Linked DNA regions of Homo sapiens: region 1 is linked to region 2. The links are chromatin loops, found by intact Hi-C in ENCODE. Cell type or tissue: ovary. All regions are shown on one strand. Links, peaks and the distances in the headings refer to the core of each region. The heading gives the core; the rest is flanking DNA.

The links. A loop is a pair of places that touch in the nucleus more often than their neighbours do. Peaks named below come from ENCODE experiments on the same cell type or tissue, not always from the same donor. Only the 100,000 strongest peaks of a DNase experiment are listed, where the experiment ranks them.
Region 1: a loop joins it to region 2, with 2.7 times the contacts of the local background. A loop is called at or near these places in 24 of 110 quality-filtered maps.

Annotation. Positions count from the first base shown.
Region 1 is chr2:127,466,616-127,471,995 of GRCh38, forward strand. No RefSeq gene overlaps it. Among named protein-coding and RNA genes, the nearest start is that of MIR4783, 46 kb to the left of the region's middle. In ovary, for the core only: no CTCF peak of the experiment used is centred there; a DNase peak (open chromatin) is centred at 2,647.
Region 2 is chr2:127,342,804-127,348,183 of GRCh38, forward strand. MAP3K2 (mitogen-activated protein kinase kinase kinase 2) reads right to left here. Exons shown (of 17, transcript NM_001371910.2): 2 at 323-391. The coding sequence starts at 326. Among named protein-coding and RNA genes, the nearest start is that of MAP3K2-DT, 42 kb to the right of the region's middle. In ovary, for the core only: no CTCF peak of the experiment used is centred there; no DNase peak of the experiment used is centred there.

The sequences.
Region 1 (5,380 bases), core at 217-5,216, 120 kb after region 2:
CTCCAGGAACCTTACTGACGGCAAGCTTTGTGCTGGCTTCCATTCTGAAGTGGAGGCTCCTGGCTGGGTGTTGCCTGGACACTTTGTTCCTGGTGGGCACTGTGCACTCAGAAGAAGGCTGGGCCAAAATGGGTCTGTACTCGTTTCCAGTGGTAGTTCATCAATAAGGAAGATCACTGAGGCTGTGATCTTCCAGACAGGGTTGTGAAAATAACTAGGAATGAAAAAAGTAGCTGGATCAAAGGTTACAAAGGGTTGGATACATTGGCTCACACTTGTAATCCCAGCACTTTGGGAGGCTGAAGTGGAGGATCACTTGAGGCCAGGAGTTTGAGACTAGCCTGAGCAACATAGTGAGATTCCATTTCTACAAAAAAAAATCTAGTAAGACTATATTTTAAAAAATGCAATCAAGGTATTAACTGGGGGGAAAAAAGAAAGAAAGAAAAAAAAGGGTTACAGAGAACCCTGCTTGACTGAAGGGACTTCGCACACTGCCATTTTACCCACACACTGATAGAAGAAAATGCTTCAAGGAGAACTCATTTACCCAGATAACTTCCTTTAATTAGGAAATTTCAAAAAATTCCCTGAATGGTTTAGATAATATGTTTGTCCAATCATGACTTCACAAGGGATCTGAAGCAACGTAGTTCTGGTCCAGAACTGTCAGTGCTGAGGAGATTCCCAGTGTCCACAGCTGCTGCTCCCAAGCTCACTGCTGGTCTTTCTCTAGACTCTCTTCCTGGGCATTAACTTGAAAGAAGCTGAAGTTTGTTAGCTCTGTGACTCTACCTGGAGCTCCAGCCTTACACATCCCAATCAGGATGGGGCATCTCCCTGGCTCGACAAGCCACAGGGGCTCCAAAACTGCCTGACTTTTCATCTCCCACTCCCATGGAACGTTCTCATACACAGTGTTCTGTTACTGGCACTGTTGCTCCACCACTCACCCAGGCCTAGCCTCCTGCCTCTCTAACAGCCAATGGCGACCAAGTCCTAGCAGTCCTATCTCTAAAGGTCCTCGCTATCTGTCATCTCCCCTTCATTTTCCCAGTTACTCCAGTTACTGTCCTACTGAAGGACCCCCATCCCATCTGGGCTACTATAACCACATGGACCATCCCTTGCTTCAATCATAGAATTCTTTCTTCAGATCAAAGTATATTCAGACACTCGATACAGTAACAAAAGCAAGCTATCCTGGAAGGAAGAAGGAATCAGGAGGCAGAGGTATGAAATATCTGTGGCCTGTATCTCACCTTCTGGGTGAGGTAGACTCCTGCCTCATCTCTTCCCTGGAATTCCTGGGGTTCCCTGAATACACACCATGAAGTTTCCATTTTTGAGATGGATTATTTCTTCTGCTCACAGTGTCTTTCTTTCTTGTCTGCCCAGCACATGGTTAAAGCATGAGATGTGAAACCAGGAAGAACCAGGTCTGAACCTTAGCTCCACCAGTGGTAGCTTCAAACCTTGGTCCTTTCTGAGCCTGCTTCTTCAACCGTAAGGTAAAAATAATATCAGTACTTATGTTATACACCTGTTCACGGCGTTAAATAATGCTATATTTAAGTTGCTTAGCAGAGAGATGGTAAGCACTCAACAAATGTTCACACATCATAATTTTCCTCACCCTTCATGAGTCAACTGGACAGCAACTCCTCCACGAAGCTTTCCCCAATCTCCTCCAGCTGTGTCCCCAGTGAAATCTACCACACTGCATTTATAGTCAGGAGGCACCATTCTGCCTCCCTCCTCACACTGTGACCTCTTTAAGGGCAGAGGCTATCTTGTTCATCTTTGGTTCTCTGCTATTCAGTAGTATCCATCACTTAGTAGAGCTCAGTGTTCACTGAATTAGTTAATTAACAAAAAAGGGAGGAAGTATGATCATTCATTAATGAAATGTATCGAACATGTACTGTGTGACAGACAATGTGCTGGCTGCTGGGGATACATCTGTGAATAAACAGAGGGAGTTCTTGCCCTCATGGGGCTCCCATTCTAATGAGGAGGATACACTCAATAAACAACCACATGTATAGTATACTAGATAATGCAAAGTGCTTTGGGAAAAAATAAAGCAGATTAGGGGTAACAAGGCAAGAAGCAGTTGTTGCTCTTTTTTTATTTTATTTTTTTCAAAATGGAGTCTGACTCTGTCACCCAGGCTGGAGTGCTATGGCGCGATCTCAGCTCACTCCAACCTTCACCTCTCAGGTTCGAGTGATTCTCCCGCCTCAGCCTCCCAAGTAGCTGGGATTACAGGCGCCCGCCACCATACCCGGCTAATTCTTTTTGTATTTTTAGTAGAGACGGGGTTTCACCATGTTGGCCAGGCTGGTCTCGAACTCCTGACCTCAGGTGATCTGCCTGCCTTGACCTCCCAAAGTGCTGGAATAACAGGCGTGAGCCACTGAGACTGACCTTGTTGCTGTTTATGTTAGGTCAGGGAAGGCCTCACAGAAAAGGTGACGTCTGAACAGAGAGCTGAAGAAAGTGAGGAAGAAGGCACATGGACATTAGAGGGTGGGAAGATAGGGAAGAGCACAACCCAGATCAAGGGAGAAGCCAAGTGTAAAGGCCCTGAGGGGAGAGCGTGCTGCACGGGAGGCCAGCCAGCGGGGGCCGGGGCTGGAGTGCTACGAGATGAGGGCAGAGAAGCAGTGGGGCGGGGGTCCTGTGGGGTGCAGATCGTGGGTCATGTGGGGCTCTACCATTCCTTCATGAAGATGTGCATGATTATTGCTTGATTACTTTCTTGGGCATCTTGAAAATCCTGTCCTCCTACCTATGTTAAAATGCAGCAGAAAGGAAAAGTCCTAGCCTTACTCAGTCTTAATGAGTACAAATGAAGTTGTTTTACATTAATATCTAAATCTCAATGGTTTGAGTTCTCACCTGTGCAAATGTAGAATGTCCCAGCTCCGGGAAAATCCTTTTCCCCTTAGTATTTCTAGGAATCCTAGGGGCATGTGCATGGTTGTATGATCCTAAACCAGTTGCCAGGGCTGGTCAGGTCATGCTTTGGCAGCATCAGGCTCCAGTGGTCCTACAGACACACCACAGTAGGGTGCTCCACTCACCTCACCAGCCCCTAGGTCATCCAGAGGATTTATCATTATTCTGAGACTCCACAGGGCCTTGCCTGTGGATCCAGAAAGCTACCACTGTGCCTCAATACAAGACACTACTCTTGGCAGGTGAGAACATTCCGTCTGGGTTTGGATGAGAAGGGCCGTTCCACAGCAACATTTTTTGAACTCCAGTGTTACAGTGTCTATGGACACAGCTTTTAGTTCACACCTAGAGCCCTTCTCTCCCCAGGGAGCAAACTTACCTTCAAGTTGGCTGGTTTGGGACATACCTGGACAGCAGCTTGCCTCCAACCTTCTATCTTCTTGGGAAGCTGGGCTTGCTATCAGACTGGTCCTTTTCTTATGGTAGATTTTCTCTTGAGGCTCCCATTAGTCTCTGCAAGTGGGCCTCCGCCTGGGCCACTCCAGCACATTAGACCTGTCAGTAGTCAAAGCCAAGAGTGCACAAAGTTCCCAACTTTTTCCCAGGATCCCCAGGCCCAACAAAAATCAATGAATGTGATGCCTGAGGAGGATTATTGCCTAACTACGTACCAGTACTGTTGAATCCCATCTCCTACTCAGCTGGGACCCACTGAAGTTCTTCCTCAGGATATTAGCTTTATCAACATCCCAAGGTTTTCCATTTCTTATTCAAGGTGTGACTACACTGAGCAGTAACAGCAAAACCTGAAAGAGAATGGATACAGGTGTTCATTTCAGATGGTACAAGTTTAACAAAGTACAAGAGCAACTTAAGGTTTGACACAAAAACTCTAAGCATATATTTAAATCCTAGTATTTCATCCAGAAAACACCACAGCATAACTGAGAGCACTGGAGGCAGAAATAATTCAGTTTAGATCCATGGATTGCTTGCTATTTACTGTGTGACTCTGGGTAGCCACTTACTTTAAATCTATTTTTCCCACTTATAGAAAGGTAATGATGACCACTTGTTGGAAAACTTGAGGGTAATACTTGTAAAGGTCATAGTAAGACCCAACAACTTGGGCCCAACACCTGGTAGGCACAAAGTCTGTTCTGCTTCCTTTCCCTTTCTGTAGAGAAATGCACAGGATATTCCTTATATGCCACTTATGTTATGGGATTGACATAGGTTTTGTCCCTCATGCTATGGGATTGATTAGGTTTTGCTCTAAAAAGCTTTAAAAAAGAAAATTCATTACTATAAGATCAACTCGATTCCAACTTAATCTTATAGTAACTCTAAGGTATGATTATGCTGCAATTCTAGTGTATTTGATTTTTATTTCATATTGAATATCATTATATTCTCAATAAACCCTTAACAGGCTTTAACTGTCTCATAGCTTTCTCTCTGATTTCCTCGATAAAAACAAAATAGCAATAATTAAGAAAGATCAGAAAATAAAAGCCAAGGAATGAAAAGTCTGAATAAAAGCTATTGCATACTCTACATAGAAAAGATCTAGCTGATATGGTGATCAGGAAGGCACACAGGATCTGGAATCAGGAGACCTGAGCTTGAATTGACTCAGCCACTCTGTAGATGGGAGGCATCTTGGTCTCTATGGGACATTTTCCTCATCTAAGATGCAAATATCATCTCACAGAATTATAATCGGTGTCAAATGACAAGTGCTATATGTTAGTTCAGTTCAACAAGCCAAATAGAGACAATCAGACAGACCTGGTCCCTGCCCCAGGGAGCTCACAGTCTCTTTGACCTGGGCCCTACTTTTTCCCTGATCTGGTTTTTAGTAGAGGCCAGCTTGGAATTGCTGCTCATGACTACATTGATTGACTTCCAGGAGAGCCTTCGAAACACCAGTGCTCACTGACCTAACCTTCTCTGCTGGTCTTACATAGAACTGGTCTGGGGAACTCACTCAATTTCCATGCTATCTCTAGCCAAAATACTTAACTTCTTGCACAAAAATCATAAAATAAAGAATTACAAATAAATCACTCCCCCTGCAAACTCAAAGATCAGGCTCATCCCCTCTCCTGACTGTGTGGCAATATCATCCTTTGCCCAAAAGAGATCCTCTCATACTGGAGACCAAACTCCAGGTCACTTTATTGCCAGTCCTGTGTGTTTACATGCCATCATAATAAAATTTACAAAGTGTTTTCCCTAAAGCCTCGCCCACTGCTACCCAGGTCAAGTAGAACCAAAGGATATCTAGCTGTCTGTCCTTGGGACTGACACACCCTGAATCTCTCCTCTCGCATTTTTAAGCAGTTATGACACAGAAAGAACCTTTGGGCCCAGGACCCTGGGTTTTGTAAGAACCAGTCTTTGGGAGAACAGA
Region 2 (5,380 bases), core at 221-5,220:
ATGATTTGCTGCTCTATGAATGATAAAATTAAATTTTATGATTTCTCTCTTGCCATCAGACTTTAAGCAAATCACAACACATCTTAACAGCTTATTTTGAATGTCCCTGCTGTTACGCATAAAATGATCATTCTAAAACTACAGCAACACAAAAAGTACTTTAATTCAAAGTCTATTAAGTAAATATAAAACATTTCATAAATCTGCTATATCATAAAATTTATTTATAAAAAGGTTTATAATAACACATAATAGAGAAAGTTTTTTCACTTCCATTCTATCCTTTAATTATTGCTGAAAAATGCTTTTAGTTTGAACTCACCCATTATGGCAAACAGCTCAACAATTTGAAAATTAGGAAAATGGTTCTCCCATCAGCATTCTTTATGGCCTGAGAAGATAAAACAGATCAGCATATTAATAAAAAGAAACAGAAAAGGAGCCAGGAAAAGAAAAAAAAAAGTCAGTTTAAATAATACTAATGAAAAATATACAATATGAATACTTTACACATTTCGCTAGGGGGAGGTGTTTTATATTGAAGGTTGATCATGTAGGCACCCCCTTGCCTAACACATACCAAAATTCCAGACTCCCAGAAGAAAAGCAGGTATTCAGCATAAACCATAGTGTTTGTACAAACCATTATCAGTTGGAGGCAGGAACTCTCCTGAAATCCAAGTTCTCAGGTGTCAGCCAAAGGCTAACTCCTAAGCAGGCCTTCTACAAATCAGCAATCAGGCCCACTACATTAACTCTTTTTCTATATAAACAGCAATAGGAAACTAATATGTTGGTTTAAAAAAAAAACTGCATAACGCAATAATTATAACTGTGTTGCTGGGTATACAATATATAATAATATAATTCACATAATATTAACAGCACACAGGAAAGGGAAAGGATAGAGTTACATAAAAGAAAGGTGTTTATGACCAAGTGCAGTGGCTCATGCCATAATCCCAGCACTTTGGGAGGCCTAGGCAGGCGGATTGCTTGAGCCCAGGAGTTCGAGACCAGCCTGTCCAACACGGTGAAACCCCATCTATACAAAAAAATACAAAAATTAGCCGGGTGCAGTAGTGCATGCCTGTAGCTCCCAGCTACTTGGGAGGCTTGAGGTGGGAGGATCACTTGAGCCTGGGAGGTTGAGGTTGCAGTGAGCTGTGGCACTCCAGTCTGGGCGACACAGCGAGACTGCCTAGAAGAAAAAAAAAAGTGTTTGTATACCATTGCAATTAAGTTGATATTACCTCAAACTATGTTATTATAAGATGTTAACTGTAATCCCCAGGTCAACTAGAAAATAAGATGAAAAATATGAGTGCCAACATGACACTATGAATGGAAAATTCCACAAACCTGTCCTCATGTGATATGTCACAGTCAAAAGGCAGATGCACAACTCAGTTTATTCAGCATCCCCCAGGAGAAAAGAGACCCTACCAGCCCCTTCCACTGTAATATATCTTTTCCATGCATGCCCAAATTCCCCCATGCAAGAGGCCTACAAGGGTAATAATAGAAACTTTGTTTCAGACACAAAATTATTTTAAAAATTGTTGGCTAGTACAGTGGCTCACACTTATAATACTAGCAATTTGGGGGGGCCAAGGTGGGAGGATCACGTGAGCCCAGGAGTTTGAGACCAGCCTGGGCAACATAGGGAGACTCCCATTTCCACCAAAAAAAAAAAAAAAAAAGATTTAAAAAACAAAATGCCAGGTGTAGTGGTGCATGCCTGTAGTCCCAGCTAACTGGAAGGCTAAAGTGGGAAGACTGCTTGAGCCAGGGAGGTCAACGCTGCAGTGAACTATGATTGTACTCCAGCCTGTGTGACAGAGCAAGACCCTGTCTCGAAAACATTTAAAAAATTGTATAAAATTACCTTTAGCTATATGAATAAGATGTATATGAAACATAAAAGAATTTCATGTTTAGACTTGGGTCCCTTTCCCAAGATACCTCACTATGTATATGCAAATATTACAAAACATGAAAAAAATCCAAAAAACTTCTGGTCCCAAACATTTTGACCTGAATATGTTGCCTACAACAGACACTTTTTTTGGGGGACAGGAGGAGGGTCTTGCTCTCTTTCCCAGGCTGAGGTGCACTGGCATGATCACAGCTCACTGCAGCCTTGATCTGCCAGGCTCAAGCAATCCTCCCACCTCAGCACCCCCGAGTAGATGGGACTACAGGTGCATGCTATCACACCCAGCTGATTTTTAAAAAAAGATTTTGTACAGATTACCCAGACTGGTCTCAAGCTCCTGGGCTAAAGTGATCCTCCCAGTTTGGCCTCCCTAAGTGCTGGGACTACGAACCACAACACCTGGTCCACATTTTAAATTCGAAGACAAAATAGGTTGACAGTAAAAGGATAGAAAAAGATATACTATGCAAACAGTAGTCAAAACAGACCTGCAGTGGCTACACCACTATCAGGCAAAACAGACACAAAAATTGTTGTGACAAACAGCATTTTATAATGAAAGATAGCCAATACATCAAAAAGATATAGCAATTATAAACTTATATGTACCTAACAACAGAATCGCAAAATACACAATGCAAAAAAGTATAAAATTCAAGGAAGAAACACAATTCAAAAATAAAAGTTGGAGATTTCAATGCCCTGCGTTCAATAACGGATAAAATAAGTAGACAGAAAATCAATGAGGAAATACAAGACTTGTACAACACTATAAACTACTAGGCTTAACAAACACCTACAGAATAATCAACCTCAAAACAGCAGAATATACACTCTTCTCAAATACATATAGGACATTTCCAAGACAGACCAAATATTAGGTAATAAAACAAATCTCAGTAACTACATGGATTGAAATCACACAAAGTGTGTTCTCTGACAAAAATGCAATAAAATTAGAAATTGGCAACACAAGGATATCTGGAAAATTCACAAATATGTGAAAATTAAAAAACATAAAAATAATCAATGGGTCACTAGAAGGCATAAGGAAAATTAGAAAATACTTTGAGATAAAAATGAAAACACATCAAAACAAAATGTATTGGATGCATCTAAAGATAAAATTTATAACTGTAAATATTTACATTGACAAACAAGAAGGATGTCAAATCAATAACCTAACCTTTGACCTTAAAATACTAGAAGATGAGGAACAATTTAAATCTGAAACAAGCTAAAGGAATAGGGAGTAGAAAATAAAAATACCACTGAAATTTAAAAAAAAAATCAAGAAAACAAAAATTGGCCCTTTGAAAAGATCAACAAAACTAACAAACTTTTAGCTAATCAAAAAAAGAAGAGGGAAAACACAAATAACTAAATTCAAGAATTCAAAAGGGAGCAATTACACCAACCTTTCAGAAATAAAAAGGATAAGAGAATACTGTTAACAACTGTACATCAACAAATTAGATGACTGAGATGACACAGACAAATTCCTAAAAAGAAACAAATTATCAAAATCGACTCATCAAGAAGAAATTAAGAATTTGAACAGACCTATAAAAAGTAAAAAGACTAAATTAGAAATGAAAAATTTCTCACAAATAAAAGCCCTGGACCAGATCACTTCAAACATTTACAGAATTTACAAAAACTGGTTTTAAAAAAAAAAAAAAAAAAAAAAGAAGGAACACTTCCCAATTCATTGTGAAGCCAGTATTACTCCAATACCAAAACCAGACAAAGCCATCACAAGATGAGAAAACTAAAGATCAATATCTCATCAATACAGATGCAAAAATCCTCAATAAAATACTAGCAAACCTAACCTAGAACATTAAAAAACAAATTATATACCATGCACATTTGGGATATATCCAACAAAATCAAGGTTGGTTCAGCACATAAAATCCAATCAATGTAAAAAACCACATTAACAGAACAAAGAACAAAAACCAGGCAGGCACAGTGGCTCATGCCTGTAATCCCAGCACTTTGGGAGGCTGAGGCAGGCGGATCACCTGAGGTCAGGAGTTCGAAATCAGCCTGGCCAACATGGCAAAACCCTGCCTCTACTAAAAATACAAAAATTAGCCAGGCATGGTGATGGGCACCTATAATCCCAGCTACTTGGGAGGCTGAGGCAGGTGACTCCCTTGAACCTGGGAGGCAGAGGTTGGCAGTGAGCAGAGATCATGCTGCACTGTACTCTAGCCCGCGCGACAGAGCGAGACTCTGTCTCAAGGAAAAAAAGAAAAAAAAGAAAAAAGAACAAAAACCAAATCATCTCAAAACATACAGAAAACACATGTGCCAAAATTCAACACCCTTTTATGCTCAAAAGATAACAAACAGAAGAGGACATAATCAAGTTGATTATGGTGAAAAACTTCATGGTGAAAAACAGGATACATTCCCAGTAAGGCCAGGAATATGGGGATGTCCACTCTTGCCACACATCTATTTAATATTGTACTAGAGGTTCTAGTCAGAAGACGAGGCAAGAAAATGAAATAAACGGAATCCAGACTGGATAAGAAGTAAAACTATACCCATTTGCAAGTGACATAATCTTAGATACAGGAAAACCTAAGAAACAAACAAAAACAGTATTAGAATCAATAAACACGTTCAGCACAGATGCAGGATACAAGGTCAACATTCAAAAATCAATTATATTTCTATACATTAGCAATAAACATTCTGGAAATAAAATTAAGAAATCAATTTCATTTACAATACCACCAAAAAAAATAAAGTACTTAGGAACATATTTAACAACAACAAAAAAATGCAGCTTGCACTCTAAAAACTACAAAACACTGTTGAAAGAAATTAAAGTAGACCTAAATATACAGAAAGACATCCCATATTCATGAATGGGAAAACAATATTTTTAAGATAGCAATACTCCCAAAGTTATCTACAGATTCAATGAACTCTCTATCAAAATTCCAATGGCCTCTTTTAGCAGAAACGGAAAACTGATCCTTAAATTCATATGAAACTGCAATAGGCACTGAATAGCCACAACAATACTGAAAAAGAAAAATAAAGATGCTCAGTATCATCTGTCATCAGGGAAATGCCAATAAAAATCAAAATGACATACTACCTCACATCCAGTAGGATGACTATAATCAAAAAGAAAGACAATGACAGGTGGTAATGAAGATGTGAAGAAATATGAGCCACTGTTTCCACTCCTATTGTATATACCCAAGAGAACTGAAAGCACACAACCACACAAAACCCTGTAAATTCAATGCAGCACTATTTATAAGAACCCAAATGTCCATCAACTGATGAAGAGAGAAACATGTCCTATATCCATATGATGAAATATTATTGACCATGTGTGGTGGCTTACAGATTACATCTGTAATCCCAGCACTTTGGGAAGCTGAGATAATTGGATCACTTGAGGTCAGGAGT